Regions from separate parts of the Homo sapiens genome. Here regions 1 and 2 are each linked to region 3. The links are chromatin loops, found by intact Hi-C in ENCODE. Cell type or tissue: natural killer cell. All regions are shown on one strand. Each heading gives the region's core, and the rest is flanking DNA. Links, peaks and the distances in the headings are about the cores only.

What was found. Hi-C counts contacts between places; a loop is a spot of excess contacts. Peaks named below come from ENCODE experiments on the same cell type or tissue, not always from the same donor. Only the 100,000 strongest peaks of a DNase experiment are listed, where the experiment ranks them.
Region 1: it touches region 3 in a loop (4-fold over the local background); 38 of 110 quality-filtered maps call a loop at or near these places.
Region 2: a loop joins it to region 3, with 6 times the contacts of the local background. A loop is called at or near these places in 9 of 110 quality-filtered maps.

What each region holds. Positions count from the first base shown.
Region 1 is chr3:18,553,879-18,564,082 of GRCh38, forward strand. No RefSeq gene overlaps it. Among named protein-coding and RNA genes, the nearest start is that of SATB1-AS1, 110 kb to the left of the region's middle. In natural killer cell, for the core only: a CTCF peak has its summit at 5,726 (motif pointing right); DNase peaks (open chromatin) are centred at 2,863 and 5,693.
Region 2 is chr3:18,675,020-18,685,223 of GRCh38, forward strand. No RefSeq gene overlaps it. Among named protein-coding and RNA genes, the nearest start is that of SATB1-AS1, 230 kb to the left of the region's middle. In natural killer cell, for the core only: no CTCF peak of the experiment used is centred there; a DNase peak (open chromatin) is centred at 4,422; H3K27ac peaks cover 3,104 bases.
Region 3 is chr3:18,735,530-18,745,733 of GRCh38, forward strand. No RefSeq gene overlaps it. Among named protein-coding and RNA genes, the nearest start is that of SATB1-AS1, 300 kb to the left of the region's middle. In natural killer cell, for the core only: no CTCF peak of the experiment used is centred there; DNase peaks (open chromatin) are centred at 3,712, 5,332, 5,732, 8,472 and 1 weaker place; H3K4me3 peaks cover 946 bases; H3K27ac peaks cover 6,376 bases.

The DNA.
Region 1 (10,204 bases), core at 1,025-9,024, 180 kb before region 3:
CTTCATGGTACCAATTTCAAAGATCCATTTTCTGACCTTATCTTTATTGACCATCTAACGGCATCTAGTGATATCTTTAATGAAATAAGACCCAATTCTCTAAAATTGGCTGATGCAAAGAATCTCCAAATGGGAGAGAGGCGGTTGTGCCTGTAAACTTCTCTCCATTCCCAAGATGCATATTTATTTCCTTTGGGAGACTTCCCAGTAACCATATGCCACACAGAAGCCCCTGTTCCTTCTCTTCTCTAACTTCTAGTTCAGATGTGGTGGACTTATCTCTCAGTACTCTTAATTCAGATGTAGACTTAGGCTCTTCTTGAAGATCTCTCAGCACAGTGGGAACATGTAAACAAACTTACCTGAAAACTCAGGAATAACAAAAGAAAATACATCCAGAAAGAATTTAGCACACCAATATTCTGTTCTACAGGCATGGCTCATTCATCTGCAGTGTGGGGCTCCCAAAGTGCTCAAAAAGAACGGTTTGTGGTCCCACTGTTACACATGAGGGGTCTCCTTTGGGCAGAAAATGACCCTCAAAACACAAATTCCTTTTTTAATTCTCAGGGGTAAACAATGTGTCATTTAATAAACTTTCATTTATATATGTGATCAAGAACTATTTACAAATAACCTATTGAGTTATTAAATATTAGATCAACCAACTTGGGTTGTTCATTTGGTATTGAATAAAATTAATTATAAGTTTATATTCATCAAATAAGTGACTAAATAGTTGGATTCCCTCAAGGGATTTATTCTACAAATAAGTCTGTGGGCCATATATTTGGCAGCGTTGCAAAGCTCCAGCTGATAATTACAATACTATTATTGTAATAATAATAATTATTAAATAATTACAATACTATTATTAAATGTACATAAATGTACACAGAAGAGAAAGGGGGCTTTGGCTTGCCTACGAATATAGCAGTGCAAAACAGTAGAGAGCCACTGTGCCATTTTTTTCTAACTTTGATCGATACCATGTTAGCAGCACCTCCCAGAAACCAATTTTCTCTCAAAGCTAGATTAAAAGGACCATCCTCAGAATAAAAGTTTCAACTTGATAGTTTGATGTTAGAGTTAAAGGGAACTCCTATACTTTTGAAGGGAAACTTTGTTGTTTTGGGCTAGTACTTTAAGAACTCTGGATATGCTTGAGGTCATGGACTCCATAGTGACAGAGGAAAGGTAGCCTCTGGAGGAAAGGTTAAGGCAGAATGGAAATAGGAAGCGCTTCACCAGTTTGTTGTGGTGGTTCCCAGACTTTTGGATTTCTGGGATGAGTAAAATTTTAAAAGTGGAAGAGTAACACAGAATGACTAACTTTGTATTTTACCAAATAAAGATATCAAAAGAGAAAACATTATCTACTATTAAAAGAGAGGAGTATTTATGATAATAAAAGTGAGGATATAATCTTAGAATAAATAAGTATAATTTACAATATATGTTATAATTGAGTATGAAAATCTCACCGTATCTTTTTTTTCCATTTTGCTGCAGTGTGCACCAATGAAAAGTCCATCAGGGATTTGCTCTGCCATATGGGAATCAATGCTCCATCAGACAGCTTTACAAAGCTGCCATGTGTGATTCATATTCGCAAACTGTGTATTATTTTTATTGTCTATTTTTCTAATTTTTTCTCATCCCTGAATCCTTGGTAAAGTTTGGTTTACATATTCTTTCATCACCTCAGTAAAAAAAGAAATACAAATATAATGGACCCTTTGAAACCAGGGTGGTGGTAACTATGATAATATTTCATAGATTTCCAGGAAAATGTAAATCTCAGGGAAGAGAATTTAAGATAAATGTCCAGATGCTTATTAGAAGTAGAGATGTTTCATTGTTCTATCTATTGGAGGTTTGTGGTTCAATTTATTTAAGGAATCTGATGGTTTTCTAATGGACCTTCCCAACATTTCTGGAATTGCCTTTTTAAGATCCCTGAAAATGGAAAGGAATTCCCTAGATATCCCAGTTTATTCCCACACCCTAACACTGAAGAGGAGTCCCCGAAACATTTCAGCCCTCCTCATTTCTTTCAAGCTTACATTGAAAGATATCAGCTTCAGCAGATAACATGTGAAGGAGGCTTCATTGGTTGGGGTGGAGGGGTTCTCCTTGACATTGACCTCACTGTACTCCTTGGCCATCTTTCCTCCAAATCCCCTGGGGCCATGCCTATCTCACTTGTAAAGTCAACAGTTGGTACACAATCAACCAGTTGAAAAGCTGGCAGAAGTACCCTCTGGGGAAAAAACGGTGTGTTAGAAAGCAACGGTTTAAATGAGCAAGGCCGCAGGAACTCAATGACTCAGTGAAGGTGGAAAACCAAGGAGGTGAACCATGGCTCCTAAGTATTCATCAGGCAGCCACCATGTTCATGTGTCAAGGTGTGTGATTGTTTCTAGTCTTAGAAAGGTCAACTCTTTCTTTCCTAGACCACTGGTAATTTAGCTAAAAAGTAAGGTATTACTGTTAGTCAGGGCCTTTGGCCTGCTTTGTTCATCACATTTCCTATGTTGGTGGATGGAATTGTTGAGGCTGCCCACCAGACAAGTTCAATGTGGATACATTAAGAAAACCCTAAATACAGGTCTGCATCCAGAAGCAGTATTTGAGAGTCTATTGAGATTAGTGCTGTAAAATTGAGCAAGTAAACAAATAAAAAAAGGTAAAAATAAAAAGGGAAAAGGCAAGTAAGACTCTGGGAAGTACAACTAATTTGTGGATCAGTCATCCTGTTTCTACCACACAGTGCAGTGTGATCTGACAAGGCTGAGCAAATGTGGTTTTGGCTTTGCACAGCTGAGGCGTTTAACTGCATCATGCTGAGGTGGACTGAAACTTCAAGGGCACCCAGTGACTTATGTGTTTCGTCACCAGTCTGCCCACTCCAGCATTTATCAGCAAGGCAATGCTGTGTGTGTGTGTGTGTGTGTGTGTGTAGGTATATATATTTAACTTCACACCATGGTGTCTGATTTATAATTTCCCGAGGGCAATATTTTTTTACAGCGACTGGCAGAATTTTTTGTTCTTCATTAGGCCTTTTATTAACCCACTGCCAGAGCTCTGTATCCAACCACTCCCAGTGTTTCAGTGATCATATTATCAGTAATAGCATATTTCCTCTGGGAGATATGAATACAGTCTATTGCAGGTGGAATGCTGGGAGGAGGAGGGATAGAGTGAAGTGTTCACATTTCTATCTGCACTCTGCCTTCAGACTCTTCCCACTAAACTTGCAGATGTTGCTGACTAGTTATTTTGATGGTTCCTTAACTTCATTATTATGTATAAGAGCACAAACTTTATTTATTCAGAAAGTTTTGTAAAGCTATGATACCTTCCTCTGTAAAAAGTAGATTTGACCACACATTTGGGGTTCAAATTCCTGAGGTTTCCATAAGTTGTTTGCTATTACCAAAAAACAAAGTCTAGATGGTTAATGGAAGTCTAGATGGTTAATGAACATGGACGAGTTTGAAAAGAGCCATATCATGCAGAGCGGGTGGGTCCTTCCTGTCCGGCTGAAGAACTCAGATAAAAGGAAATATGAAAGCCTAAAGCTTAATTATTATCATCACTGTGCTTCCATTTAGAGAGAAAGAAATGGTCCCAATTACAAGGCTAGCAGAATACTTATGAGGCCTTCTGGTCTCTTTGCTTGCCTTTAGTCAGGACCACATATAAAAACACTTAAATCCTTGGGTTAGAAGAGAACTGTTGGTTTCTAAAGAGATTTTCAGGAAAGGAAGTTCCATAAATTTCCTTGGCATTACATTTAAGCCCCTAACACCACAAACTTATCAAGTATGAACATTTACTAGCAGAGTATACTTGAACAAGTCACTTAATCTTTTGGAATCTCATTTATCAAGTGCAAATTCTAATAAGAACTTATGAAACACATTTTATTGTTGTGAAGATCAAACCAAGCAACCCACTTAAAAAAGATTTTTCAACTGTGAAGTACTACACAATGGTAAACTACTATGATATTAAGCATAATTCCCATTCATGTAGTATCTCTCAAGATTAAATACAATTAACAAAATACACTGAGCACCTTAACAGAGATGGAAAACCAACTGACCTTCTCCCTCACTCCTAGTACCTATATTATATTGAAATAAGAGGGAATATTTTGTAGGAAGAGGGCAAAATAACATGTTCTGTCATTAAGACTTGAAATATTGAGGTCCCTACACTGGGTTATTCATTTTATTCCTTGACTCTGGTTTCTATGCCATCTGAATTATATTCTAAGTGGATAAGAAAAGAAGTAACCTTACCCCATTACCTGAGACTTTGGCTATTATAATGACTGAATCTATCTTCCTAAGATCTTTTTTCAGTGAGTTAACTGGATAAGTATGTTGAGAAGTATCTCCTTGAGTATCTGATGACTTCCAATAATGACGTGAGATTTCAGCCCCCTCACCTACATAATTCTGTTTACTTAACTTTTGTAATTGAGATACTGCCCAGAGAGTGGTGGGGGAATCACTCAGTATTGAAGCCAATTACTGCGTTTGGATAATATTTTTCTCTAACTTTTTTTTTCTTCAACAGATTGTCCATTGTATTTTTTTTTCTTCAACAGATTGTCCATTGTAGAGTCAAAGGGTTTGTGGTAGGGTCAAAGTTTTCAGATATATCCAGAAGATCAGTACTTTAAAATTACTCACTCACAGTTAAAATAAAGAGAAATAAGCAAGACAGGAAATGGGAAAGGAATATTTGACTCAGTAGTTGTGGGTTAGGTGGGCTTTACATGCAGTCATTCTGTGTGATCTGGAGTGACTAACAATGTTCATCTGAATGGACATGGCGTTAGGTGCCTGAAACTGGTCAACAGATCTGTTTTCTCTGGCTAACATTTCCTAATGCTTTATACCTAGCTTGGCCAAAAATGGCCGAGTGAAGACAAAGAAAAAGGGAAGTTTTCGAAGCCTACCTTGACACAAGGAGGGCATCATCTTCATAAATGGTGAGAAGCTAGAAATAGCTTCTACTCGACTAAGTTAACAATCATACAACTAGTACACTAACTTAATAGCATTTTAAAAAGGATTCTGTCCCTTTTCTTGAAAGACAATATACCATCAGCTCCTTAACCATACAAAAAAGCATGACTCTAACTTCAAAGAATAAATTGTAAGAAATCCCCAAAGTTTGACAACAATGTTTACTTGTTACCTACTTAAAAATTTTTTTGAGTCCATTCTTCGTGCCAGACATTATGCCAATTTCTTCTTATACATTATCTCATTTAGTTCTCACAACAAACCTAGGAGTTGGGTACCATTACCATTTTCATTTTTCAGAGACTCAAGAGGCTGAATAATTTCTTTAAGGTTATGTATCCAGTATAAGGCTACATTTATATGATAGAAGGAGAGTCAGGATTTGACTAGTCAGGATTTGACTCATTTCTGTTGCTCTCCAAAGCTTTCTCTCTTAATCACTACAATAATATCTCTCTGAAGAGTTCAGTTATAGAAGACAAACGGAGTAGCAGAAGCAAGTTGTGCTGTACAATTGCTTATTCTCTTGAGGTGTCTCACAGAATCACCACCACACCCTTCGAGAGTGTCCTTAAAATACTGTTTTTTGTCAGCCAAGAATAAAATGGCTTTTGCCTCTGGCTGTTGTTCTCCACACATGCCACAAGGTGGCTCAGTGTAGAGTGACCTCCCTTCTCAGTGTGAATTCCCAGAGGGTAGAAAAGGTGCGGGAACAAATTGCTGTTTCCTGTCCTATTGGATTTCACTGGCACTAGCTTATCTGCCCGATTGACTTTCACTAGCACTAACTCATCCCTGTCTTAAAGAACAAAGAGCCACACCTCGGCTGAAAGCTTAAAGTTGTACTTACTGGACTCAAAAGGAGACTCATTTGAAACTGACCTCAGATTTCCAATGGGAGTCTTTGTAACCACCTTTAGCTTCAAGAGACCAGATGCTCGTTGGTAATTATTTCTTCAAGTGCACAAAACAAATCCAGGAAGAGCTTATACAATTTCCAGCAGAGAAGTTTGTAGCTTAATCAAAAAACATCACACAGACACACACACACACACACACACACACCCCACATCACACACCCCTCTCCCCTGCCAAAACTGGCTGCTCGTAGAGAACACCTGGGCAGATGAGAAGCTCCTTGAGCAATAGATGACAGAATTTGTAAGGAAGGTCAAGGTTTACTAGGTTGTGATCAAGCTCACCCCCACCCTCAACCCCTTATACTTCCACCTTCAACCTTTGGAAGACGAATCTTTTCAGAAAGAAAATTCTGTTCAGACTGTGGAAGGGTACCATGGGGTTTGCCTGTCGCTAAAGCAGAAATGAACTTTTTCACCCCTTTTAAATATTTAAAAACAGAAAAATCTCCTGATAGTGGCATATAGGTCATAAAGTACCAAAAAGTATATCTGAGAATATGTCTGCCTTTGAGATCAGGACTCCTGATCATACTTTGTCCATTTTTATTTGCTTTACTGTTCAAATGTGAGTTACCAAAGTCCTAGCACAAGAAATAACTCACATATCCAATGCCTCAGGAAAGGGAGATCCCTTTAGGGTAGATGAAATTAATGTTCTGTCATTCAAATGGGTGTCTTTAGGCTTAATGTGGTCATCTTTTCCCATGGAACAGGGACAGATCAACTTAGCCCATACATACTGGCTACAAATGACTAATAATAGAAACCCTACTCTTTGAAAAGAATGGGGGTAAGCACATAGATCCAGCTGGGATGTAAGGGCTTGGAAAGAAGTTAAGGAGAATCAGATACTTTTCATCCATTTGATAATCATGACTTGGGCTGACCCTGTGCTGAGACCAGATCCTGTCCAACTATTTTATTCTCCTTCTAAGAAAGAACAAGATATGGACCATTATAGTTCCTTGCTATAAGGCTACATTTTACGTGATTTGTTGTGAGACATCTCTGATCAGGAAGAGAAGATTTGAGATAGAAGGAGACCTTAGAAAGCATATGATTGAAACTTTAAATTCATAACTGTCCCCACACAGAATTACCTTCTATCCTTCCTATGGGCCCTGACTTCTAGATGACCTATATGTATCCATATTGATTGTATCATAGGTAGCAACCAACCCAAGACAGAATTGGAGTTTAGTCTCAGTGTGTGGAACTTGTATGTGTTAGCTGGTTGGGGGGTGGTAGTTGGGACAGCCATTTCCTGCCTTGTAAACTGAGAAGCAGGGAGAGAAGTTCTGAAGAGAGAGAGACAGAGAGAGAGAGAGATAACAAGAGAGATCATGAGGAGTGCAGTGATGAGAGAGGTGGAGTGTTGTGATGAGTTTCTAATTCCCCTTCTCTGTGTCTTTGTAAGGCTGCAGAACTCTATGGGATATCATCACTGTAGCCTCATAAAAAAATTTTGTTAATTTTCTTGCATTTAGTCAGTTTCTGCTACTTGCAATGAAAGGTTTTTTAACTAACACCAGTTTTTGTGTATCTCTTTTATTCCAAAATTGGCAAGAGGCTTTCTAGATTACTTGTGTAGAAGAATAAATGGACAACAAAGAATCAAGGGATAATTATCAATCATCCAAATATCTAACAACTTCCATTGTATACCTTTCCAGTTAATCTGCAGTGGTCCCCAGATAAAACTTTTCTGTAAACCCACTTGTAGTGTTTCTCCAAGTTTGATCCAAAGACCCCCTTTTCCTATGAATCTGCTTGTCAGAGGAGAGGTTCCAAAGTCCTGCTCCCTGTTGAATTAGGCTCCTCTCTGAAGGTAGATCCAGGAATCTGCATTTTAAACAGTGCCTCAGATAATTCTTAAACTCTGTTGAATCTGGAAACCAATGGATTAAGGAATTGATAGGACCTAAAATTCTGTGATTGGTCCAGGGAAAATGAATATGCTCCATTCATATTTCTGATTCTGAGATCACATTCCCTCAATCTTTATTAGCTGGGGTACCTGAGCAAATGTCTTTTTCTTCATGCCTTCTTGACTCAACTATTACAGGCTCACTACTTAGGCTTTTTTTTTCTTCCCTTCTCAATTTGGGTTCTTAATTAGATAGGATTAGCAGGTTTTTGCATACAAAACTCGGCATTTTCTTCTGGCAGGATTCAACTGTGCAACTATACTTGTGACAACAGAGAAAGTTAGTTTGCAGGTTCCCTGGCAGCCATTGGCAAGATTTGGTATAAGTTTTGTTTAAGCTCTTTAAAGCTTCTCTGGCACAGGACCAAGAAACAGGCGCTTAAGAAGGGGGAAAAAATCAATGGGCCAATCAATATGATGAATATATGGCTCCATTAGCTACTTCCCGGTCTTTAGGATCTGGATGATGGTTTCTGCATTTTCTTTGTTTCAGGTTTTTGATGGAAAATTAGATTAGGGGAAACTGTCACTGCCTGTTTTAAAGCTGCCTCATCTTATCTCAATGGCCAGTTTTGGACATTTTCACTCTTGAGGCATGAGAGATTTAAAGAGCCTGTTGGATCAACAAGTCTGTTTTCCTTCCCTAGCCCTCCCAAGAGTTTAAGACCTCCAGAGATGAAATTCAATTGCCTCTAACCTACTCATTACCTGGTGACTTCATTCAGTGAATTATTTTCTTTGCCAGGCTGACTTGAACACTGACCCTGAATTTGTTTCCTCAAGTGCCTTGTTTAGCCACATTTTACAACTCTACTCTTGACTGAGGCATACAGGTCAAATTGTTATAAAGGAAGAAAGGTTCACAAAGTGAATACTCCTCTTCAAGTGATTCTGGAAACTTGAGAGGAAATGATTTTAGGGGATACAGAGGGGCACAAGCTAGTTAGTTTTTTGAGCTTCCATATTGAAAAATAATGGCTCTACATAGAACACAAGCACTCTTCAAAGATGTTTCTGCAAAACATACTTATTCTAGTAGAAGTAGTGCTACTGAGGAAGGTTTTCTGGTACAGGGTTACAGTAAGAACTTCCTAAACTTTTAGTAAACCGAAAAGGGGCTTTTCAGAAATGTCCTCTTCTTTCAGAGAGAGGTTAGATACATACAATGAGTACTGAGTCAATGTTTGTTTTTTGCTAAGCACTCAGTAAATTCTAGCTGAGATCTTATACTAAACTGTAGTCCTAACAATGAAAGTGGGACTTGTTTAGCAGTTTATGTTTCTATTGTATGGGTGAATGACTTGCTAACTTAAGTGACTAGGGCTTCATTAGAGGTTATTATGATAAAAAAAAAATTCAAGTCCTTAAGGGTTATAAAAGGGTAGTAATAGGCTCTTCTTACCTCACTGTATTTCTCTCAGGAATACACAATGAACTCCATACAGATCACTATATAAATCTAAGATATGAGACCCTATCTTCCTATAAGATACTGACATGAGAGAGGACCTCTAGGGACCTATAACTGAGTCACCAAGTTGGACGTAAAAAAGCAACTAAAGGAAATAGGCTAGCAGGTAAGACTCAAATAAGGTGTTTAGAAGAGGGCACTGTGCATATAAGGAGGATATTGAAGACAGTTGAGATCACCAAAACGATGAGACTTAAAATTGTCTAGGACACAGTTAGCTTACGGCCATAACAGGAGATGTAATTAGAATGTTAGATCGGGGCAGAATGATTGGGGCAAAATGACAGGCATCTTTCATTTTGCCAATGAAAAGTTTGTATTTAATTTTGTAGGAAACTTCGTGATATTTATTTACTTAAGTTTTAGCTCTGGATTTCCTGACTGTGAAAGCAAAAATAAAATTACAGTTTTTTTCTATGGAAAAAAGATGAATGTATGCCAGTTAATCAGATAGGACAGTTTGTTTTTACCCTTTTTAAAGGAATATTGACCAACACTATGGACAATATTTTTAACAATTTTTTCCACATGAACTTGGTCTTAATTGTCCTCAATGAAAGCCAAAGCCATACTCTTGACATGCAACTTTGAGAGAGTTGTTCTGAGAGGCCCACATTAAGGAGTTTCAAACATGGAACTTTCCGATTGTTTAACTTGATGACAAAAATGGCATGTCCCTTAACTTAAACTCCACAAACAATAGTTGTTTTACTAAATGTTTCAGGCTTCTAGTCATAATTTTACAGTAGGTTCTAGGAAGAAAATGTGTATTAATTACCAAAAAAGAGCCTGAAATGGGTCAGCCCATGGACCTAGCAATTCTGTGTCTGGAAATGTA
Region 2 (10,204 bases), core at 716-8,715, 61 kb before region 3:
ACTAATTTTCATTTTATATATTTAAAAGAATTTTTAATAGACATAGGATCTTGCTTTTTCCCAAAATGGTGGTCTAGAATACACAAATGATTTCAAGAATTCTTCTATGTTCACATTAGCTGTTTCAGTTTTATTTATTTTATAATTACTTGATTCCAAGTGAAAATAAGGGAACAGAGTTTTAAGCATTAATCTGTTCTTGTGCCATTGAGGACTTGGTGAGTAGGAGAAGCAGAAATTCCAGTGTTATCAAATAGTGAGAGATCTTATGAAGTCAGTGTGTAAAAGTAGTGAAAGGAGTAAAGTTGCACACAAGGACAGGTCTCAGCCTAGGAAAGGGTATGTTAAAAATAGGTCATTTTGAAAGTCTTCAGTAACAGTCAGGTTTCCAGACTAGTTCACTCTATTTCTAGCATTCTTTGGTTGCAAGTAGCTGTACCTGACTTCAAAAGGAAAAAAGGAGTGGAAGGAAATTCATTTTTAAGATGTGTGATAACTCACAGATATAAAGGAAGAGCTGAAGAACTGAGCCTTGAAATTGACAGAGGCCAGGGCAATGTAGATGTTATACACAAAATACTTAACAACAGGTACAGTGCAGATACTGACCAAATGGAATGGATACCTATGTGAAAAATGAGTACAGTCATAGCAGAGTATATTGACTCAAGATGAGCCCTGCATTTGGGAAGTTGGACCCAGTAGACTATCTCTTAAGGGAATTCTCATGGAAAGGAGACAGTGACAACTCTTCTTTCCTGTTGCCACTTCCTTTAAGATGAAGAGTTCATTATTTCAGCTTGGGTTTTTGCTTACAGCTTGTCAAGGAGAGGGCACGGCAACTAGATCTACATTCCACCAAATCTGTTGGCGATAATGGAAAGATAGTTTTCAAGGGAAAAATCAAGGTGCAACTATCAAAAAACTGAGATTGGACAAAACAAACACCACCAAATTCTATATAAACTTCAATAATTGTAATGGAAATTACTTGGTCCTTCCCATTTAGCTGAATCACCTACTGTCACCTGTATGGAACTCTTCTCCTTACTTAATCACATTATTTTTCCTCTTGATCTAACCTTTCTTCTAGTCTTTCCCTTCTTCTTCATTCCATAGTGTTCCAATTGTACTGTGAATTGAATAGATTTGAAGAGTGCTAGAAGTCTTAAGCTAAGGATATAAGCATCACTATGACATTATATCTCTGAGAAAATATGTTTTGTTTTATAAATAACAGAATGAGTTGTTTCAGGAAGATCATGTGTCTCTTGATGCAAAAGTGATAGCTCCAAAGAGGTTACAAAAAAACATGGTAATCTTCTTAGTATTTTTCCTTTAAATAGTGTGATTGTCTTGAATGTAGTGTAGAGATTTCCAAATCAGGGAAAGACTTTTCTTTCCAGTTGAGTTTTCCCATCCCTTTCAGGCATAGGCCAATCTTGTCACTTATATTCACAGGTACTTGTATGTTGGAAAGTATCAATACATAAATACTTTTTGATAGCCAGGGTTATTCAGTTTAAGAACTGGTACAGGCCGGCTGAGGTGGCTCATGCCTGTAATCCCAGCTTTTTGGGAGGCCGAGGCGGGCAGATTACGAGGTCAGGAGATCAAGACCATCCTGGCTAACACGGTGAAACCCCGTCTCTACTAAAAAATACAAAAAAAAAAAAAAAGTAGCCAGGTGTGGTGGCGGGTGCCTGTAGTCCCAGCTAATCAGGAGGCTGAGGCAGGAGAATGGCGTGAACCCAGGAGGCAGAGCTTGCAGTAAGCTGAGATAGCACCACTGCACTACAGCCTGGGTGACAGACAGAAACTCTGTCTAAAAAAAAAAAAAAAGGAACTGGTACATAGGGAATATAGATAACGCTAGCTGCCATGGGGCAAGCCTTTTTACAGGGGCTTAACATATATAATGTCAACACTGAATCATGCTTTAATTTCATCCACCTCAAAAAGCCTTCATTTGACTCTACTTTTCACAGAATTTATCATTCCTTTTTTTTTCATTTTCAGCAAAACTTCTTGATAAAGGCATCTATTCTTATTTTCTCAAAAATTTCTCTTATTATTGTTTTTTAAACTTGGCATAGTTAGGCATCCTCCACCCCCATCACCATTCCAGCAAAACTGCTCTTATCAAATTAACAATGATCTTTATGTATCCAAATCAGTTCTCAGTCCTTTTCTTCCTATACAACCTACTGGCAGCATTTGTAGTCACTGCTCCCTCCTTTCTTATAGATATGCTTTCTTGATTTGGCTTCCAGGGGTGTTCCCTTGAATTCTTTCCTCCTTCACTGGTTACTTATCTGTTCTCCTGATCTGTGGTCATCTTCTCTCTCTAGCTCTACTCACTTGCCTGTTGATTTTATCCAGTCCCATGGCTTTAGATATTTCTGAATGCTGATGACTCCAGAGTTGAAATACCCAATTCAGATATCTTTTTTGAGCCCTAGTCTCATAGATCCAATTGTACATTGGACATCTTTTCTTGAGTGTTTAATAGACCTCTGAAACTGGTTTTGCCTAACTTAGTTCCTAATCTCGCTGCCCTGAAACTTGCTCAACCCATAGTCTTCTTCATTCAAGCTAATGGCAATTCCATTCTTCCAGTTGCCCAGCCACAAAATCTAGAGATCTTCATTCTCTCCCCTATCTTTTACATGTAATATTCAATACATCAGGAAATCTTATGAGCTTTACTTTTAACTTAGATCTACATTTTTACAACTTCTCATCATTCTACCGTTTTTTGGTTGCTTTACTCCTCTTCCATATTCTGCCTCTAAACCAGTTGTTCCACTACTATCCTGTGTCCTCCCAGTTGAAAAAATTTCAATACAGCAGTCAAAGGATTTTCCAAAAGCATCAATTGGATTACATCACTGCCTTCTTAAAACTCTACAAAAGGGTCTCTGTTTCCTTCAGAATCAAAGTCCTCACAATGGCCTTTAAGGCCCTATGTTATCTGGTTCCTATCGCCCTTCTCACCTTTTCCCTACTAGTTTCTTCAATACTTATTTCCAGCCACACTGGCCTCCTTGCTGTTAGAGTTTTTACTTATCTGATCCTGATGCTTGTAATGCTCTTCCCCTCCTATTCCCACTTGACTGACTTACAGACCCTCCTCAGGATTTTGCACTAATCTCATGTCTCAGTGAGCCCCACCCTGATCATCACATTGCACACTGAAGCATGGTCTGCCTTCCTTTCAACTCAAAAAACTTCCTGCCAAACTTTCAAACCCCTTTCTTTTTCTTTTTTGCTATAGCATTTATAACCATTTAGTGTGCCATTCAAATTATTTATTTTATTTATTATGTATCATTTGTCTTCTCCCACCACAACTCAACCTCCATGGGGCAGAGATTTCTATTTGTTTTGCTCACTAATGTATTCCCATGTGCCTAGAACAGTGCCTGGGACTATCCAAAAATATTTCTTTGCATGAATAAAACAAATACATCGAATACATGATTTCAACTTAAAGAAATCCTAGTGGACATGAAGTACTATCCTCCTTTTAAAAAAGAGGAGACTTAGATTCGGAGAGATTAAGAATCAAGAAAGTTCACAGAGCTAGTAAGTGTGGAACTGGGATTCTAAACAGGTTTATATATCTCTAAAGTCCTTGCTTTTATTCAGAAAGATTTTCTTTTACTCACTTTTTGATGTAGTTCTCTCCAAGGATTGTTTAAGAAGGAGTAGGCAGAGGTGAAGCTAGCCAACATTTAGTCTAGTATCTTTTCTTAAATTTAATTATTATATCTCAGTTAATCCCCAAAATATCTCTTCAAATTATGAGCTTATTCCTATTTGCAGATAAAAATCTGAAGTTCAAAGAACTTAAACAATTAAATGACCTGTGTAATGCCACTCTATTAATGGCACAGCATTTTGAGTTCAGGCTTTTGATTCCAACACTCTATCATGGGACATTTCCAATATATGAACTTGTAAAATAAAATTGTGGGACGAGATACCTGAATTGCAAGGAAAGAGAAATACTTCAAGGAATGAAAAATGTAAAGCCTTCTCCCTGAAGCTTCTATTGAGCCAGAAGGAAAAATGTGAGCCCTGGCTGGAGGGTGGACATAAGCTTAATAAAAAACAAAATCAAAAAAGTTATGTTGCAATTTGTTGTTTGAGAGCCAAGCTTCAATGTTGCAGGCAAGGCAGTGTGGAGTTAATTCTTTTTGTTAAAAAACTGAACTGCAGCTATGTTTTCTCCAGAAATTTTGTAGCTTCTAAAGCTTTCAACTATTTCTAATGACGGCATTAAAGGGGATGGGAGAGAAAATATCAGATCTCATTTAGACCTCAAGTGGTAACGTAGTAAAGTGAACTTGCTTCACATTTGCACTGCGGCTTCCTTGCTTATCTCTCTCTTTCTTTCTCTGATTCTCAGCTGTAGGTGACATTGTCGTGGCCACACTGAAAATCTTCACCTGCTCTGTCATCTCTGAATTTATGTTGCACTTTTTGGTATCAGCCCCAGTGATCTTCTCTCTTTCTCTCTCTCTCTTTTTTTTTTTTTTTTGCCTTTGCACCTTTTTGCTCATTCACTTCCTGACAACATAATACTAATTTTCATTCTGAAACTGTATTTAGCCCTCTTCACTATTGCCAGTAATTCAAAACCAATAATTCCCCAGACTGCTTAAATTCAAGGAACCACACTAAATTTCCAGGTTGCTATAATGATTTTCTTTGAGAAATCCAAAATAAACCTTCTCACCATGTTTCTGCACATAGAATGGACACTTTATAGTATCTTCCATCTTTATGAACTCTCAGGATCTCCATAGGTCTGTGTACGGCAATCACAACTCTTAGTTTATTTTCCTGATAGTGACCTCAATAATCAAAAACTCCTTCCATTGTGGAAGCCCAGGAAAACTGCAAAAATAGTCACTTTGCTGAATGGAAATGAATTACATTTTGGACAGAATTGAGTGAAAGGTTACATTTGAAAATTTGCCCTGTCTTTAAATTTTGCCATCACAGTTGTAGTACTTCTGGCTGGGTAAGATTTTAATCTATGAGGATATTTCCATATTGTATATTTGAACAAACCACCAGTCGTGAACATTTAGTTGTGCTGAATACACTGGAGCTATCAGCATGCTGTCTGAGCCAGTTGGACTACTTCTTCACATTTTATGTTAATAGTGGTTCTGGATTAGCCAGACATGTTTTGATTTTTTAAGAATTTATGTATGCAGAACTGGACAACCATAAATTCAAAAGTACATAGAAATTATAAAATTAATTGTGAATCCCAACTTGAAATATGTGTAGAATTCCATTACTGTGTAGAGTACAAAAATAAGTAGGAGAATAATAATTAGGATAAATATTAGTTGCATCATGCTCAGCAATTTTTAAATGGTTTCACATAATTATTTTACTTGATTTTTCAATATCCTCAGATAGTAAATTTGACATGTTTTTATCAGTTTCTTCATTTTACCAGTGAGGAAATTAAGAATAAATGAGTAAATAAAAAAACCTAAAAGGTCACAACTCTATAAGTAGAAAAGATATACACAAATATATATGCCCTTGACTCAAATTACATGCTCTTACTATTACATAATATTAGGACTTATAAACTAAAATCAAACAACTTTAAATGAATAATGATAACAAATTAGAATAAATATTAATAATCATTATATTAAATATTATGACTACAAGCCAGAAAATCAAAACATTAACATTAGTCTTTTGAAAAGACTGGCTTCAAAATGAACTTAAACAATTTGCTTTCTGTGAATTAAACACTGAAGTGTACAAAACAATTTAAAAAATGATCATAGCCGTTTTTTTACAGATTAGAGAAAAGATGCAATCATGTTCCTTTGGCCTTTGGAGGAGGAAGAGAAAAAAACTGCATTTTTCCTATGGCTAGCAAAACTGCTGAAAATGGATGAGTCGTCAATTTTGATAAGATCCATGACTGGTATCATAATTTGCAGTGATTCATCTGTGATTTTTTCCCCTTCCAAAATAAGGTCTGAAACAAAACCAAAGCCTTGGGAAAAAGATAACAACTGGCATTTTTATCTCTTTTGTGTGTTCGTATGTGTATAAAATGGAACTTATGATAGATTTAGAATACATTTGATTCTGGCACAGTAAGCGATCTTAAAGATCATCTGGTCCACCCCCTCACCGCCCTTCCCCCAAATTCTAGGTTGAAGAAAATAAGGCCTCAGGGAAAGTCCTTCCAACTAATTCTTGATAAACCTAGGAACAAAATTCAATGCCTGTTCAGCTACACTAATTGTTCCTGGGATATAATATTTCTTCTTCATGGCTTATTTTTAAAAATTAGAAAAAGAACAAATGTTATCCCTCTACCTTCCATCATGTTTAGCCATTCTTCTTTACTCTAATGGTATGGAATTTGACATTATAGTTTATAGATAAATGTATGTTTCACAAACACTATAAATTACTCCATATTATGATGCTTTATTCTCTCTCTTTTATTTGTGCCTGTGTTTCTTAGTAAAACCAAAACTCACATCCTCATGTGAACCTACAATCCCCAGGCATTCAACTCTATACTACCTAAGTTCACTAGATATATTTTTTAAAGTTTCTCCTTTATTAAATTTGCAATTAAAAATCAATTCTGAATCTTTGAGTTTTTTCAAAAAGGAAGCCCAAAGATTGGAAGGAGAAAAACAATAGTACTGTTTTTGTATTTTTCTCACTAGCTTTTAGGCATTGTTTAGACAATGACCTAGAGGAATCATTCTGACTACTGGTAATTTTTGCTGTAGCAAAATTTCTCAAATGAACGTCTCTGTTGAGATTTTTCTCAGTTCAATTGCATTTCTGAACAGGATATATTATCTGTTTTCATCATATTTGGAGGTACCATTTTAGATGGATGCAAATCTCAATAGATGCTGAAGAATCATTGACACTTTGGATTTGTGTGTGCACATGCCAGTTACCCGCTCTTTGCCCACCACCTCTGTTCTTCATAATAAGAAAGGATAAAAGGAAATGAGAAAATGAACAGTGAAAATAATATTTTTTTCTTCTGTTTCCCTTCTTATTTGGTCTGTGGCTTTTTAGAATGGTAGTTCTTTGTAATCAGATATCACACCTTTCTAGACATTTCATTCATCACCAAGAACTGTGTAGACGTCCAAAGCATAACAACAGCAATTATATAATAATGCTAATACTCAATTCTATATAACTTTGTGACATACCAAATTCCCAGCTCCAAATTTCTATTGGTTAAAGTTTTGAACCCATGTTTGGAACTACAGGCATGCACCTCAGAGAAATAGAGGGTTTGGTTCAAGACCACCACAATAAAATGAATATTGAAATGAATCAAATCACATGAATTTTTTGCTTCCCAGTGCATACAAAATTATATTTAAATTATCCTGTAATCCATTATGTTTACCATAGCATTATACCTACAGAAACAATGTATGTATCTTAATTAAAAAACACTTAGCAGCTAAAAATTGCTGACAAACATCTGAGCCTTCAGCAAGTTGTAATCTTTTTGCTGGTGAAGGGTCTTGCCTCAATGTTGATGGCTGCTGAATGATGAGGATGGTAGTAGCTGAAGCTTGGCTTGGCTGTTGCAATTCCTTAAAATAAGACAATAATAAAATGTGTCACATCGATTGACTCTTCCTTTTATGCAAGACTTCTCTGTAGCATGTGGTGCTGTTTGATAGGTTTTTACTCACAGTACAACTTCTTTCAAAATTGGAGTCAGTCTTCTCAAACCCTCCTGCTGCTTTATCTATTAAGTTTTTGTAGCATTCTAACTCCTTTGCTGTCATTTCAACAATGTACACAACATCTTCACCAGGAGTAGATTTCATCTCAAGAAACCACTTTATTTGTTCATCCATAAGAAGTGACTCTTCATCTGTTCAAGTTTTATCATGAGATTGCAGCAATTCAGCCACATCTTCAGGCTCCACTTCAGATATAGTCTGGCTCTGTGTTCCTACCCAAATCTCACGTTGAATTGTAATTCCCAGTGTTGAGGGAGGGAACTGGTGGGAGATGGCTGGATAGTGGGGGCAGATTTCTCCCATGCTGTTCTCTTATGATAGTGAGGTCTCATGAAATGTGATGGTTTAAAGATATGTGGCCCTTTCCCCCACGCTTTTCTCTCTATCCTTCTCCATCATGGTAAAACGTGCCTGCTTCCCCTTTGCTTTCCATCATGATTGTTAGTTTCCTGAGGCCTCCCAGCCATGCTTCCTATATGGCCTGTGGAGAATTAAATCTCTTTTCTTCATGAATTACCCAGTCTCAGGTAGTTCTTCATAGCAGTATGAAAATAGAGTAGTACAGAAAATTGGTACCAGGAAAGTGGGGCACTGCTATAGAGACACCTGAAAATGTGGAAGTGACTTTGAAACTGGGTAACTGGAGGAGGTTGCAACAGTTTGGACAGCTCAAAAGACAGAAAGATGTGGGAAAGTTTGGAACTTCCTAGAGACTTGTTGAATGGTTTTGACCAAAATGCTGATAGTGATATGGACAATGAAGTTCAGGCTGAGGTGGTCTCTGATGGGGATGAATAACTTATTGGGAACTGGAGTAAAGGTCACTCTTGCTACACTTTAGCAAAGAGATTGGTGGCACTGTGCACCTGCCCTACAGATCTATGGAACTTTGAACTTGAGAGAGATGATTTAGGGTATCTGATAGAAGAAATTTCTAAGCAGCATGTGACCTAGCTGTTTCTGAAAGTATATGCTTATATGTGTGAACAAACAGATTATCTGAAACTAGAATTTACATTTTAAAAAGAAACAGCATAAAAGCTTGGAAAATTTGCAGCTCAGCCATGTGGTAGAAAAGAAAAACCCATTTTCTGGGGAGAAAGTCAAGCCTGCTGCAGAAATTTGCATAAATGAAGAGGAGCCAAATGTTAATAGCCAAGACAATGAGAAAATTGTTTCCAGAGCATTTCAGAGACCTTCATAGTAGCCCCTCCCACCACATGCCCAGAGGCCTAGGAGGGAAAAATGGTTTCATGGGCCAGGCCCAGGGCTCAGCTGCTCTGTGAAGCTTTAGGACATGGCACCTTGCATCCCAGCTGCACCAGCTCCAGCTGTGACTAAAAGAGGCCAAGGTATGTCTCAGGCCATGACTTCAGAGGGGGCAAGCACCAAGCCTTGGTAGCTTCCATATGGTGTTGGGCCTGCAGGTGTGCAGAAGGCAAGATTTGAGGTTTGGGAAGTGCTCTGCCTAGATTTCAGAGGATGAATAGAATTGCCTGAATGTCCAGGCAAAAGTCTGCTGCAGGGGCAGAGCCTCATGGAGAACTTCTACTGTGGTAGTATGCAGGGGAAAGGTGGGGTTGGAGCCCACACACATAGTCCCCACTAAGGCCCCAGCTAGTGGAGCTGTGAGAAGAGGGCCACCATCCTTCAGGCCCCAGAATAGTAGATTCACAAACAGCTTGCACCACGTTCATAAATAATCCACAGGCACTGAATGCTAGCCCATGAAAGCAGCCAAGGGGTCTCTACCCTGCAGAGTCACAGGGGCAGAGCTGCCCAAGGCCTAGGAATCCCACTCCTTGCATCAGAATGCCCTGGATATGAGACATGGAGTCAAAGGAGATTGTTTTGGTACTTTAAGATTTAATGACTACCCAGCTGGGTTTTGGACTTGCATGGGGCCTTTAGCCCCTTTCTGTTGGCTGATTGCTCCATTTTAGAATGGAAGCATTTATCCAATGCCTGTACCCCCATTGCATCTTGGATATAACTAACATGTTTTTGATTTTACAGGTAATAGGCAGAAGGGAGTTACCTTGTCTCAGATGAGACTTTGGACTTGGACTTTTGAGTTAATGCCGTAATAAGTTAAGACTTTGGGGGACTGTTGGGAAATTATGATTGGTTTTGAAATGTGAGAAGGACATGAGATTTTTGTTCTTCTGTACTTTCTTTCTTTAGTTGAGATCATACCTCTTGAGTGTCGGGTGCTTGGAAATTAATGCCCTTCAGAGCATCCTTCAACAAAGGTTGGTGGGTAACTCTGAGGATATGTCCCACATTGGCTCCCAGACTTCCCCAGTGGAATTAAGCTCCAACTGACCCAGCAGGAACTTGTTCCATAACCCTCTATTGGCTACCTAACTTTTGTCTCTTTCCCCGTTTCCCTTCTGTACTTTCCTGGAATC
Region 3 (10,204 bases), core at 1,332-9,331:
CTAGGAAAATGGCCTAATGTCTTAAAAAGAGCTAATTAATTTGAATGAGTTAGGTATCGTCATAATGCCTTCTGGGAAACTACCGAAGTAGTGGCTTCAATTGGGGTTCTTGAGGGAATCTGCTCAGATATCCATGAGTAAGAAGGGCTCTACTCCTTCGGGAGAGAGCATACTCTTTGAATTAATAGAGAATTTCATGAGTGAGTACATGCCAGCCTGAATAGCTGAAGAAAGCCGGGTGATCAGTGAAGTGATTGACATTCCAGATCATTCTCACTTCTGTGCATCCTTGATCTACTTTCTGTAGAGCATGAATCAGTCCTTAGAATTAATAATGCTATATACTTCGCATATAACTTAACAATAAATGCAAGTGGATATTTATAAATTATTTATGGTGACATGATTGCATTTGTGAAGACAGAATATGTACATGATGTGATAGATGCAATTCATTTGCTCACTCAAGGAGCATTTTGGGGTACCTATTGTGTGCTCATCCTTGGCACTTTGAAAAATTTCCCCTTCTTATAGAATAACAGGGGAGGGGTTTCAGGATTAGGGAGGGGGGTTAGAATCAGGGCAGAAGAAAATGTCTGTGAATGCCTAAATTTTGTCTCAAATTTGGAAACATTATCATTTGTTCCTTAGCTTTCATTAGATTCTCAAAGGAACTCAATGATCCCCCAAATGTTAAAAACAGTAGAGCATTAGAGATGGAAGTAATCATGACTTTTTGCCCTATGGCTCATTTCACGGTTGAACCCCCTTATTTCATAACTGAGAAAATCCAAGCCCAAAAACGGACATGAGTACTTTGTTCAAAAATCACTCATCTGTTTACTGATAGAGCTCTGTTTAAATTTCAGTGGATTTCACTTACCTCTTGGGGGTTCCACTTGAAATGATAACCATAGTTTAACCAAATGTCATATTGATATGAGCATCCTAAAACACAGAATGGAAATGCAGTTCTATAGCAACAAAATGTTGCTATCCCAGCAGAAAATAAAACTTTTCCCATGGTTTTCTTATTCTCTACCCCATTATTCCCAGGCAAAGAACAGGGGTGGGAGACAGGACTCCTTGCATGGCTAAAGGCCATGGAAACTTGAGAGAATGGCTTCAGTGAACCAATACTCTAGGAATCTTGGACATGTGAAGAAATTCTACCCATTGATCTCAATGAAATGGCAGCTGAGAGTGAGACTGGGTCTTCTCATTTAAGTTCCTCTTTCCTGGTATAGTGCATTGTGTTTTGTTGATTAGAAAATGATTCATAATACAGTATTAGTATACCTAGTAGACACTGAACATGTTAAGTCAGAGAATTCAGAGGGTTTCTGGAGGACTCAGGAGAAACAGACAAGATGTGAGGAAGGAAATGCAGACTGTATACATTCCTAGAACCACAAAATAGTCCAATAAAGTAGAGGATACAGTTGTGACTGAACTGCCAGGACCCATTCCCATTGACATAGCTACAGGGCCTCTCCTCAGGTGAAAGAAGTTGTACAGACAAAAGGCCATACATCAATTAAACCATCGTTATGGATGGAGCAGCATACTAGCTCCACCATGAGTTTGAGTTTAAGAGTTTGGGAGAGTTCCTTGCAGTTGACAGTGGGAAGATCTACTTGAGTTATCAATGAAAGAACTTGTATTAATTCTGCATACACTGGAATTTCTTGAGGACTGAACATATTCTTCCTTGACTGCTGATATGACCCTGGTGAGTGTAAGAAACCAAGTGTGCATCCACCTAGCCTCTCCTTTCTGCTTTGGTGGTTACTGCAAGGTGAGAAGATACTCGGATGAGGAAACCGTAGAGCTCCTTCTCCTCTTGGGATGGCTTTTTTGGACTGACTTCATTAATTTATGTGAATTTTCTGGTTTCTTTTTGTCTCTTGAGCCATCTATGATGGAAAAATGTTTCAATATTGTTAGTGAATTAATGGTGAGACTATAAAGACCTATGCGTGTAGGATATTTCTCTTGAAAAATTCAACTTCTCTAGTCAGAAGTCCAACTCCACCGATTTGAACTCTTCTTCAGCCTAATGGGCAGCACAAGAGAAAGAGAGGGGCTCACTTCCAGATTCTGTTCACATAACTGTGAGACTATGGCAAGTTCAATCATTATCTCCAGGTTTCTGTGTTTTCGCCACATAGGAAGAAGGATTTTAAAACTGCATGCTAATTAATGCTTTGAGAACTCTGGCTACAAAGCTGCTTCATGGTGTAATATTAATGCTGTTGGCACTGCTTTCTTTTACCTTCGCCAACACCAAGACTTTTTAGAGCACTAAACTCAGGAGACTTCTTTTTTCTTTCTTTTATTTATTTGTTGATTTTTAAAAACTTTTTATTTCCATAGGTTTTTGGGGAACAGGTGGTATTTGGTTACATGAGTAAGTTCTTTAGTGGTGATTTGTGAGATTTTGGTGCACCCATCTCCCGAACAGTATACACTGAACCCGATTTGTAGTCTTTTATCCCTCACCCCCTTCTTACCCTTTCCTCCTAAGTCCCCAAAGTTCATTGTGTCATTCTTATGCCTTTGTATCCTCATAGCTTAGCTCCCACTTATGAGTGAGAATATATGATGTTTGCTTTTCCATTTATACGCAGGAGACTTCTTTTGAGGAACAAGAAGGTTAAGCTGTAACTGCATTTTCTAGACCCTATTGCTTAAGGAAATTTGTCCCAGGAAGATTCCTGAAGGGCAGTTTAATTAGCCCTAAGGTAGAACAGTGGCAGAAAAATTGGGGCCAAACTGGTACTTTGCTCTATCTTAGGCCATCATGTTTATCTGACCAACTATAAACTCCATGAAAAAAATGGGGCTACCCAATGATAAAGTCATGTTTTTGTACATGTCAACTTCATTTACCTTCCACATAGGTGAGCAAGGAGCAGTCTTTCTTTCTAAAATACTAGTCTGGTTCTGCTACTCTCTTGCTTAAAACTCTCTGGTAAACCTGTGTTGCCTAGAAAAAGGCCCAGTCTTCTTAGAATAAAGCCCAAAACTTTTCTCTTTCTTACTGTAATCTATTTTTCTAGCTACCTTTCACCCTCTGCAGTACATTTTCTCCAGCCATAACTGAACAATGTCTTTCTGACATTGCAACCTCTTTTCACACCTCATACTTGTTTCTTCAACTGGGATAGTTGATGATCTGTTACAATCTCACAAGTGTCTCCTTCCTTTAGAAATTTGTCCTGGCCAGGCTTTCTCAAAGTTAGAGTTATTTGCTCTCTTATTTGTGATTCTTCCAGCCCTTTATAAATGTCTTATTGTGCGTTTCTCTTACTACTAATGTTTGAGCTTTTCAGGAATCAAGATTAGTTGTGGCTGCATTCCCACAAGTGGCACAGTGCCTAGGACAGAGTGAGTGGTAAGTTATGATGAGGAAGTACCTGGATGGCTATGGCCAGACCTTAGATAGCACTGCCAGTGAGGGTGTTCCACAGAACACCTTTGACTGAGTGGGAGAAATGCAGGTCAAATCTTTTTTTTTTTTTAATGTAGAAATACAGACAGAATCTCTTTTACTATAACAGCTATAATTTCAGTGTTATTCTTATTCCATAGCATCAACTCCTTTACAGAAAAAAGACCGATGACACCCTTTGCCATTTAAAAATTCTCACCACATATTGAGCAACCCCAAAAGAATACTCATTTGCATTGACTCAGAGGGTGCCAAGGACTGATACCGAAGATTTTTATGTTGAAAAGCAACAGAGAGTAGTGGCTGAGATCATGGATTGAGTTGAAATCTCAGTTTTGCCACCTACTAGTATGTGACCTAGGGGAAGTAGACTAATTTCTTTCTGTCCATAAGCCCTTTCTGCCCACATATTAAAAAACGAGGATTATAATTGTACTTACCTCATAGGCACCATGAGACAAGGAATAAATCTGTTGATATTAAAAGCTGAAAACAATATCTGGCACAACATCCTAAAAAGCAGTGTAAAGTACTTATCAAAACACTATTTTGTGGAAGATATATCTGACTCTGAGTTTTTATTTTTCCATTTACTAGCAGCGTAATCCTAAATTGTAAATGTCCATTGTCCTTAAACCTTAGTTTTCCTTCTCTGTAAGTTGAAGCTAATAATTATGCCACTTTTAACCTTCATCCATTAAGTGAGATACGTCACTCAAAGCATTTAGCATAGTAAGTGTTCAACAAATTCTACCTACTGCCATTATTTCACGAGATAGGCTGTCAACAAATATTTGGGGCTAAATCTTAATTGATGAAATCTCAATTTCATCATCCTAATGATGAAACTTCTTTTGCTGTTAACTTTTTAATAATGTTTTTAATAGCAAGTGAGAAAAATTTCACTTTCTATCTCCTTTTCCTTACTGGCATGAGTTAAGAGTTGAAAAAAAGAGGTCTCTTGTATCAACAAATTGCCTGTAAATCTAGTCACAGAATGTTATGTCTATGGAATTTTAGAACAGAAACTTTATCTGTCATAAATTCTATCACAAATTTTAACTGCTTAATTTTAAATCAGTGGTTCTCAGTTGAGGGTGACGGTGCCCTCAGCTTCTTCCTTACAGAACAATGGAAACTATCACAACCGGTGGTAGGTGCTACTGGCTTCTAGTGAGTAGAGGCCAAGGATGCTACTAAATATTCTACAGACCATAGGATAGTCCCCTACAGCAAGAAATAATCCATCCCAGAAAGCCAATAGTGATGAGGTTTAAAAAAAACTCTATTTTAGACTTAAGGAAACTGAAGCTTAGAGAGGCTTAAATGACTTGTCTATGGTTGTAGGATTTGATAACATTAATTTCTTGCTGCATTTGATCTATCATGACATCCTAAACAATCCCAGCAGAGAGAAGACAGCCTAGTATTCAGACTCCTTTCTCGGCATTCCAAATCCCTCTACTCTCAGTGTATAGAATCTCTATTTTCTCCACATATCAGCTTTCACCCCGTTGTCCCCAGCTCACCAAAACACACATATGTGCACACAATTCCATCATGGAAAAGTAATGCAGAGAGAGTTCACCAAAGAAGCAAAGGCAAATTATTTTTCCTGGGCATATCTGTTTCAAACCAACCAATTCTATTACACAGTTAGCCCAAACAGAAGCCTGGGTGAAAAGGCAGACCAATGTACAGGTCTTTGTTGCCGTAGGACTAGAACCGGGCCAAGGTTCCCATGGGTAATAATCATGGCTTTGTGCTCAGTGAAGTCCACAGGTAACTGCAGAAATACTGTGACTACAGAATAAAGAATAAGAATAGAAAAAGGGGCATGACTTGATGAGCAAACCACACAGATTCACAGGAAGTAGACTTCAGCAGTTCTAGTATCTGTGGTTTTCTTGAATTCTTTTCAGATCTTATTCTGGGAAAAGAAAGTTATCAGGTCAGTAGTGTTAATGTGCTTTGTTTTGTTTTGTTTTTGCTCTGTTCTACATGGGCAAAACACGAGGAGATAAACATTTTCATGGTAGACTGGGAATAAAGAAGAAAAAGTGATCCTGAGAAGAAACCCCTGATGCACTTCAGGGAGGGGAACAGATACACAATGAAGTGAAGAAGATGCATATAGTTTTTCAACACTAAGAAAATGACTGAAAATAGTTTGTTCTCTTCTAATATCATTAATGAAACCACATAGTGATGTCACTTCTGATCACGCTGAAATTTGAGTTGCTGATCTTGCGATAACAAGCTTCCTCTTTGCGCGTTCACAGCGTGTCTACAGTGGAAAAGACCTTCAGGTTAAACGTGAGTGGGTGGAACTTGTCAAGAAAAATAACTTCACCACCACAACAACAAATGACGGGAGAGACAGAAACTTCTCTGGGAGAGCAGAAGGAAAAAAGCGAAGTCTAAGTATTATTAAACATGTGAAAGAAGAGTCATTTAATAGGAAGTAACTCATTCACACAAATGTAACTTTGTGGTCCCTCAGAAGTACGTAAATACTACCAATCAGTCCACCACAGATTATCATCAAAATTTCTTGGGAAATGCCTCATTAAAGAGTCTTTATAGAATAATATGAGTGTGCATCAGTCAAATAATTTCAAGAAGACGTTAAACACTAGCTCTTAGAGATGTAAATTTCCTTTCCTTCCTTGGGTACTACATTTTGCCGTTGTGAGTTTTAAATTGAGGCTAAATGTGAACCCTTTGAACCATGCTTATCTTCATAGGAGAAAGCCGTTTCTTGTTTTTAAGAGGAAGGCCTTAAATGGACTGAAGAATAGTGGTTTTGGCATTAAATTGCTCTTCTCAGATGTATTTATTACATGATGAAATTACATGATTATTATTACTTGCTGAAATAATTCCATAGCATAGGACTTGATGAATAATTGGTGAAAAATCTTTTAGAATTTATAGTTCTCAGACTTTGAAAAATATTTTTAAAAAATTGATATCCCCAAGCCCACCCACCTCATTACATAATCATGTCTATCACTTTTTAACCCTGATGCTGTAAACCCTGTATCCCCTCCATTAACAGAGTGTTGGTGTGCTTTGTTTTGTTTTGTTTTGTTATGTAACAGTTTCAATGAAGCATTTAATCGGAAAGCATAATCAAAATATGTCGTATGTGACATATTTTGAGTTGCGAATTGGTTTATTCTCTACTCTTTACTGAAGTTTGTCTCTATTGACTGGTGGCCTGTTGAAGATCATAAATGTCTTTGTTTTGATTTTAGGGCACTGTGTTTCTTAAAGTTGGAGTTCCTGGACCACCTGCCTCATAGGTCTCCAGATGTGCTCATTAAGAAATGCATATTTCTGTGCCTAATCCCAAGCTTACTAAATCAGAAACTCTTGGCAAGGGGGAGACTGAAATCTACATTTTCGCCTGTTTCTTGACTGACTCTTGTCTGTGTGGGGGTGAATGTTAAAAATTTAAAGGAAAGAGAGACCTATATGCAACTTACAAATAGAGACGGAGAGAAATGACAGTAAGGTAGCATAAGGAGACACTTTGGAAAATAGATTTTTTGAGGAGGAAAAAAATTATATTGCAAAATTATTTTTAGGTACACAAGTTATTTCTATATTTTGTCCTTTATCCATGCTCTTTATTTAGCTAATGTATCCCTCTTTTCTCAGATTTTATTTTTTTCATTTAGTCTAACACCTCTGTTAAAAGAAAAGAAGGGAAACAAAGAGGGAAAATAGGTGAAACTAAGGAGTGTAATATGCTCTTAAAAGCAATTTAACATTGTTTAAATGTATCTATCTTGACCTTTTCAATGCCATCTGACATTGTTTAATTTGTTATTTGTATATTATCATATGTTGGGAAGTGAAAAATAACTGGAATTATTTTTCAGACCTCAATGTTATTTACTATATTAAATTTATTTGTTTATTTTAAAGAAGACCACATAAAAGTATAGAACACTTTTTAAATGTATGCAAAGAAACATCTATTGTTAAAGTGTACCTTATGCTTGACACTCTTCGATGATTTTAGTACACTTACTATTTTCCATGCCATAATAAGAAACTGTAGCACTTTTTGTAGCCTTTCAATGAATTGAATCCTCTGAAAATTGCTTCTAATAAAATAAAAAAAACCTTTCATATCACCAAATTCCAGTCACAATAGCAATCTTGAATCTGTTTGCCACTTAATTTCCAGCATGAGAAAGAAATAATGTTTTGGGGACCATTATGTAGACTATGCCTCTGACTTCTGGGCCCACATTTAATTTCCAGCCTGTGAGGATTAAAACCTGAAATTATGTTGTTATTTTAGTTTAGAATTCTTTGTATTTTCATAATCATCATTAGCAAGATTCAGAGTTATTGTTATAATCAGCTGTAATGATAGCTGTAATTATTAACAATGCAGGGCAGACAATAAGATTTGGACTGAATCTGAGGCTCAGTGTGTATATCACTGTGGTCATTGTGCCAAACTGCACCTGAAAATGGAATGGACAGCTGGTCTAGCATGGTTACACTTGCTCAACATCTTGGAAAGACATCAGTAGAGCAGACAGTTTTGGGCCTGGTCCTTCAGTGACTTCAGAAGAGAGACCTTCTTGACCATGAACGTGTGTTTTCACCAGAAGGTGAAAAATCAAGATAGATTCGGGACATTCCTTGAAATGTTGGTGATAATAGGTGAAAACTCAGGTAGGGATTAAACAAAATTATAAGGGGGAAAAACACAGTCTACAAAGAATGATGAAAATCTCTTATAGATTATTTTCAGTGGAAGTTGTCTACTGTTATTCTAGTCCTCATTGGCCATCTTTGCAGATGCAAACTTTCCTCTACCCCTCTGCGTGCTGTCTCTTCCAGCCTGAATCTCAAAACTCATTAAGAACAGTTTTACCATAATTTCCAAGTGACCTAAACATATATTAGTTCCCCAGAGGCATGGCACAGTGTTGGGAGGAGATGACAGGGGCAGGCTGCAGAGGACGTTGTGAGAAGGGAAGCCCAAGCTAAGCTGCTTTTACTTTCACCAAGCTGCATTTTGGGACAGGTTTAGTCAGGGCAAGGCTAAAGCAAAATTAACCTCTAGTCTCTCATCTGGAGGCCTGCTAGCCTTTCTCTAAGCACAAGAACTTCAAAATTCATTTGGGGTTTGTCCTTTGCCTTTAATAAAATTTAGAACAGCATTTCTGTCTTCGTAATGATATTTAGCCCAAATAACAATAATTCTAAAATTGGCCTTCTTACCTGAAAAATTTAGAAATGTCAACTATCCTTTTAGATATTGAATGAATACACACATACTCTCTTTCCCTCTCTCATAAACGCACACACAGACACACACTCACACTCACACAGCCATAATAATTATTTTACTTTCTCTCAAGTGAAACTACATTTATTCCACTCCATTTTGAGGGGAAGAGGCAGCAAGTGATTGGGGCTAAAGAGTCTGGTTAGCAGAAAATGATAGAGAGTTGGGGCTGTGGGAAGAGCAAGGAAAAAAACCACACCTTGCAACAAACACTCAATGCTGGGTTGATGGACTAGAAGCTTTTTCCCCCCTTTAGAAACAAAAGTAAGAGCCAAGTAACTAATGACTAGTGATATGAATTACCAGTATCAGGACACTAAGTTCTGGCCCCACTCCACTGTGACCTTTGATATGGCTTTAGGCAGATCACTTTGCCAATCTGTGCTTTCAGTTTTCTCATCTGTGAAATGCGTTTAATCATATTGACTTGTTTCCCAGGGAAGTAATGTGATATATTAATATTTGTGGAGCACTTTGAGATCTGATGATAAAAGGTGCATTACACTAAGTAGTGTTTGCTTCTCTCCTTGTCTCCTTACCCCCAACAGATAATCTATACTCCTATCATATGCATATTTTTGCAAAGTTCATGTAAATGACTCCGGGCTGTTTTATTTTTAAAAAATTAATGCTGTGATGTTTCTCCAGAATCTGACAAAACCATAAAAAATAAAAAGAGTAGCAGTGGCATACTATGAAGGTTAAAGTCTTGTAAAAATCCGTAAGAAAACAGATTTCTGTTCTAAGCTTGTGTGGGGTTATTATAAGCAACAGTCAGTAATAATGATTACAAAAATGAGGAAAAATACATTGACAGTGTCATTTGAAAACAATTGTGTTAAGAGGCTTTTTACACTCATTTTACACAGTGTAGGTATCCAAAATGGGTTTTAGAGGATATTAAAAGGATTGTTTTTCAAGGTATTAAGTGTGCGAAGAACAAGAATGAAAAAGAGAGAGTTGGCTGATGGAACTCAGCTCAGAGAAATGACCTAGCCACACAGTGTGGAGGGAAGGTGTAACAATTACTTCCTCTCTGGGCTTTTAGCAGTTCAAATATCTTTAAACAAGAAGAGATTGCCTTTTACATGTAATTCAACCTAAAATATTTTCTTCGTTTTTCCCCTCTTGCAGTTTCTCTAGACATTTGCAAACTCTTGATATTGGAAGTGAACTACATTTCATTGTTATTGATTTGATTGGCAAAAAGTGTGAGCAACATAGTTCCTCTTTTCCAATCCCTAATATCTTTCTGCTTCTCTCTCATCCCACTTCAAAAAAGTTCCTCATCTTCCCTTCCGTATCTTAGTTAATGTAACCATCCTTCTTCCGTTCAGCCAGACTGGAAACCACAGCCTTCTCTGACCTCATCATGATGCTATATGTCATACCTAATGTCCCAACAGTGTCCTTAAATGACCACTTCTCGG